Linked DNA regions of Homo sapiens: region 1 is linked to region 2. Evidence: read pairs that join two places in POLR2A ChIA-PET (ENCODE). Cell type or tissue: GM12878. All regions are shown on one strand. Links, peaks and the distances in the headings refer to the core of each region. The heading gives the core; the rest is flanking DNA.

Evidence for each region. Peaks named below come from ENCODE experiments on the same cell type or tissue, not always from the same donor. Only the 100,000 strongest peaks of a DNase experiment are listed, where the experiment ranks them.
Region 1: POLR2A ChIA-PET joins it to region 2 with 5 read pairs; 8 of 35 experiments call an interaction of 5 or more read pairs at or near these places.

What each region holds. Positions count from the first base shown.
Region 1 is chrX:24,055,944-24,058,755 of GRCh38, forward strand. It overlaps EIF2S3 (eukaryotic translation initiation factor 2 subunit gamma), which reads left to right. Exons shown (of 12, transcript NM_001415.4): 3 at 1,478-1,605; 4 at 1,690-1,811. Among named protein-coding and RNA genes, the nearest start is that of EIF2S3, 2.4 kb to the left of the region's middle. In GM12878, for the core only: no CTCF peak of the experiment used is centred there; no DNase peak of the experiment used is centred there; H3K4me3 peaks cover 1,228 bases.
Region 2 is chrX:24,185,558-24,188,369 of GRCh38, forward strand. All of the region lies in intron 5 of ZFX (zinc finger protein X-linked), which reads left to right. Among named protein-coding and RNA genes, the nearest start is that of ZFX, 37 kb to the left of the region's middle. In GM12878, for the core only: no CTCF peak of the experiment used is centred there; no DNase peak of the experiment used is centred there.

The DNA of each region.
Region 1 (2,812 bases), core at 90-2,589, 130 kb before region 2:
AAGTTTAAGGAAGAGGTGAAAAATGTGGCTGTACTTGACACACAGGATTATTTCAAGGGCAGAATTTATGAAAGTTTTATTTGATGTACAAGCTGTGATTAAATAGAAGGTTTTTTTTCTTAATTGGCACCTAGAACTTTAGAGGAGAAGTTACGTTGACTGAGTGTAAATTTTGGACATTTTGAGTTTGTACAAACAGCACAGTTTGTACGAAAGTAAGTTAAAAAGTACAGAAGTAAGTTAAAAAGTAAGACTAGTTTTTAACCTAGTTAAAAAGTAAGACTCCACCATGAGGCTATTAAAGTTACAGTATTACAGTCTGGAGCTTTAATTTATTAATGCAAACAAAGCCCAAATAAGCCTACAGGCCTTGAACTACTGCCCCTGCATTAAAAATTTTGGTTGAGGTGACCTTGGAGCATAACCTAACCTCCGAACAACCTATGCTAAGACTATACCAGTTAAAGCAAATTACTGTGCATATATTGACCCAATAATTTGATCAACGGAACAAGTTGCAATTAAACTTAGGTTGTTTCCTTGTTTGTTCACAGATCCCTTTTTGTTGTGTCAGGGCCCATCATACCTGTTTAATCTGGAAATGCTGGAAGGTTCCTTAATATATAAAGTTCTGGCCGGGTGCAGTGGCTTATGCTTGTAATCCCAGCCCTTTGGGAGGCCAAGGCAGGTGGATTGCTTGAGCCCAGGAGTTGGAGACCACCTGGGCAACGTGGCCAAACCCCATCTCTACAAAAAATACAAAAAATTAGCTGTGCGTGGTGGTGCATGCCTGCAGTCCCAGCTACTAAGGAGGCCGAGGTCGGAGGATTGCTCAAGCCCAGGTGGTTGAGGTTGCAGTGAGCTGTGATCAGGGCATTGCATTCCAGCCTGGGCAGCAGCAGGAGACCCTGTCTGTCCCAGAGTATATTTTTTAAGTAAAGCTGTTAGTTACATGGAAGTTTCTCTTAAGTCCTATATGAGAACACGTTTCTAGTAGGAAGGGGTATGGAGGAGGAAAAATTGAAGTCACTGTTGGTTTTATGTTGATATTTACAGCAAGTTATGGCTTTGGCTTTAATTGTATTTATTTATTTATTTATTTATTTGCGACGGAGTCTCGCTCTGTTGCCAGGCTGGAGTGCAGTGGCACGATCTCGGCTCACTGCAGCCTCCACCTCCTGGGTTCAAGTGATTCTTTTGCCTCAGCCTCCCCAGTAGCTGGGACTACAGGCATGCGCCACCACGCCCAGCTAATTTTTGTATTTTTAGTAGAGATGGGGTTTCACCATGTTGGCCAGGATGGTCTTGCTCTCTTGACCTTGTGATCCACCCACCTCGGCCTCCCAAAGTGCTGGGATTACTGGCGTGAGCCACCGTGTCCAGCTGGCTTTGGGTTTTCTACTCTTAACACTATTTGAAAAAATATTTGGTATGTAATTAAATACACATGAATTAATTTTTTGAACTTTGTCCATAGGTACAATTGGTCATGTAGCTCATGGGAAATCCACAGTCGTCAAAGCTATTTCTGGAGTTCATACTGTCAGGTTCAAAAATGAACTAGAAAGAAATATTACAATCAAGCTTGGATATGCTAATGCTAAGGTAAGCTGTGTACTGTGGAACGAGAAACTAACTTTAATTGTTGTGCAGATAACAAATCAAAATCTTTTTTTATTGAAATTTTAGATTTATAAGCTTGATGACCCAAGTTGCCCTCGGCCAGAATGTTATAGATCTTGTGGGAGCAGTACACCTGACGAGTTTCCTACGGACATTCCAGGGACCAAAGGGAACTTCAAATTAGTCAGGTGACCTCTCTTTTGCTACAAACACTACACTTTATATTTTATTGTCTTCTGTTTTGTGCTTTTTGAAATATCGAGGTGTTAAACGGTGAACCTAATGGCTAAATGGTTTTGTTGTTTTTCCATTGTTTATGTTTTTATGGGAAATCTGAAAAGTCAAGCATCTAAACCTAAGTTAAAATACTTACATGCAATTTCTCCAAACTAAAAGTATCACTTAAACAAAACAGAAAAACAACTCATTGGATTGAAGGGATTCTTTTTCTAGGCTTCCTGAATTTCTTTTAAACAGCGCTGTTTCTGTATGTTAAATAGGAGAGAAACAGAGCCATTTCTAATTACTTCTCTAAAACACTTGAACTTGTTCCCCATCTGTTTTCTGAATATGATTGCATACCTGTTTTTTTATCAGGATACTGACACCTGTCTAGTGATGTTTATGGGGATTGGAGATGCCCTACAAGGAATGTTTAGATTGGGGCAGGGCTGGGACCAGGGAGGGACAAGTGAGGCCTTCACCTCAAGCCCAAAATGTAAGTGGGCCTGGCGGTGGCAGGTATGCCAGAAAACTCAGTAATTAGGATAAATATTTTAATGCAGTGTTTTTTTTAAATTAATGCAAAAAATGTGATAAATCAGAATTTTAAATAAGGGCAGACTCTATTACTAAATTTTTTTCCCCTTTTGCTTTGGCTCAGCATGGCATTGTATTTTGTTTATGATTGATTTTTTGCATTAATTTCGACTTTTTAAAAATACTGAATGCATATATTTTTTTTTCTTTCTTTTTTTTTTTTTTTTTTTTGAGACAGTCTCTGTTGCCCAGGTTGGAGTGCAGTGGTGCGATCTTGGCTCACTGCAGCTTCCACTTCTGGGTTCAAGCAATTCTCCTGCCTCAGCCTCCCGAGTAGCTGGGATTACAGGCGTGAGCCCCCATGCCCAGCTAGTTTTTATTTTTATTTATTTATTTATTTATTTTTGAGACGGAGTCTTTCTGTGTCGCC
Region 2 (2,812 bases), core at 74-2,573:
CTCCTGCCTCAGCCTCCTGAGTAGCTGTGACTACAGGCGCGTGCCACCACGCCTGGCTAATTTTTGTATTTTTAGTAGAGACAGGGTTTCGTCATGTTGGCCAGGCTGGTCTCAAACTCTGGCCTCAAGCGACCTGCTCACCTCGGCCTCCCGAAGTGCTAGGATTACAGGCGTGAGCCACTGCTTCCGGCCTTAATGATGCATTTTAACTTAAAACTTATATTGAGGTCGGGCACAATGGCTTATGCCTGTAATCGCAACACTTTGGGAAGCCGAGATGGGGGAGGGTCGCTTGAGCCTAGGAGTTCAGAGGTTACAGTGACCCTTGATTGCGCCACTGTACTCCAGCCTGGGCGACAGAATGAGACCCTGTTTCTTAAAAAAAAAACAACCCCTCCCAAAACCCCCCTAAAACACCTATATTGATTTCAGAAGTTAAGGATTAACAAAGGTTTTGTCGTAAGTATATAGAGGAACTATGGGCTGATTTAATCCATGATAGAGAATGTGAAGATACCATTATCGGTAGTCAACTTTAATGCTTTTCATATTATGATGAGAGATGGTAGTATTTCTGAATCTTATATTTATTAAACACTCTATCTTTAGGTCAGAAATGTGGCCAGATGTCCAAGTACTCTCTTTTCTACTCTCTTCTTTAAAAATTTCAGTAAGTTACTGGATCTGAGTGTCTAATAAACAGCTTTTACAATGTCTTTAGTATCCATCTTGGCAGGTTTCTTCCCTCTGCACGTCTCATTTAAAATGATGATGGGCCAGGTAAGGTGGCTCACACCTGTAATCCCAGCATTTTGGGAGGCTGAGGTGGGAGGATCTCGAGGGTAAGGAGTTGGAGACCAGCCTGGGCAACATGGCGAGACTCCATCTCTACTCCCCACAACCCCCCAAAAAAAAGATTAGCTGGTGTGGTGGCATGTGCCTGTGGTTCCAGCTGCTCAGGAGGCAGAGGCAGGAGGATCCCTTGAGCACAGGTGTTCGAGGTTGCAGTGAGCTGTAATCATACCATTGTACTTCCGCCCGGGTGACAGAACGAGACCCCATCTCTTAAAAAAAAATCAAAAACCAAAAAACCACACAAAACAACAATAAATGATGATGAAGCAGTCCTCATTCTTTATAATATCATGGTTGTGTATATAGACACAGATGTTCATTGTCACAGTATATAGCTACCTTTGAGGTCAGGATGACTGCCTTCTTCAGTCTTTGCAATCTAGATTTTATGATTGGCTTCTAAGTTAATTATATGTTTCTTGAGGACAGGAACTATTTACTGCATCTTTGCTGCTTATGTATCTTCCCCATCACACCGTATGTATATTAGGTATGAAATAAATATTTGTTGAATAAGTGAATATATGAATGTTATAGCTGAAAGTCCGTGTACATCATGCCTCATCCAAGGCATTAACGATAAATTTCTTCCCTACCAGTAGCTATTGTCTCTTGATAAAAATAGGTAATAGTAAATCTTCAATAAATGATATCTATGTGCCGGAATTGAAAATATAGTTAGTTTTTGAGATGAGATCTCACCGTGTTGCCCAGGCATACATACATACATACATGCCTGTAGATGTGCAGTGGCTATCTGCAGGTCTGATCATAGTGCACTGCAGCCTCGAATAATAGCTTCTCCAAGGTCACTCCCAGCAGCATTAGGGTGAGGCTTTGAAACCAGTTATGTTTTATTCCAAAGTGTCCACTCTTAATTCTCTTATTGGCCCCCCCTTTCTCTCTCTGTGTCTCTCTCTCTGTGTTTGTATGTTTGTATGTATGTGTGTATAATTTAATACTACAAAGCAGTAGAGTTCATGATAAATAGTGCTTATTGGTAGATGGGGGAGGCAAATAGAATTCCAAAGATAACTACAATTTACAATAATAATGAATTCCAAATTTCAACAATGTTAAACAATAATTTGTTGGGAGGGTTTAAGCATTTTTTTTATTTAACTCATTCTAGCAGAAGCCCAGACAGCTTCCAAACCCCATCCTGTTGTTTTTCTAACTGAAAAGTATTAATTTTTTTCAAATTTGTATTTACATGAGAAAAAGGAATCATATATACGCTATCACTTTTACTCTTGCCAGTGTTGATTTTTCTTTTGCCTTCATTCATTCAGAAAACATTTATTGATCAGCCATAATGAGCTGCGAACCTCACTAGGGGTTGGAGATAAACAGCAAAGTCCCTGGCTTTTTAAGTTCACAGTCTGGGAGGGAAGATAAACAGAAACAGGCAATTACAGTTGAGTGTAGGAAGGTATGTAAATAGATATAGAAAGTACTTTAGAAGCACTAAGAGGATGGGGCTGGGCACGGTGACTCACGCCTGCAATCCCAGCACTTTGGGAGGCCGAGGCAGGCGGATCACGAGGTCAGGAGTTTGAGACCAGCCTGACCAACATGGTGAAACCCTGTCTCTACTAAAAATACAAAAATTAGCCGGGCATGGTGGTGCGCACCTGTAATCCCAGCTACTCAGGCGGCTGAGTCAGGAGAATCGTTCGAATACGGGAGGCAGAGGTTGCAGTGAACTGAGATCATGCCACTGCACTCTAGCCACTGCACGCTGGTGACAGAGTGAGACTGTCTCAAAAAAAAAAAAAATTTTTTTTTTGGTACGCTTGAGGGAGACAAATGCTACAAAAGCGTTATAAACTGAAGTTCTATGGAAGCTCACTTGAAGATATTGACCAAGTTTATTTTATCTCCTATTCATTTTCCTCCCTCCTGTATTTTAAGCAAATTCCACATAACATTTTTTTCATAAGTATTTCAGTATTTG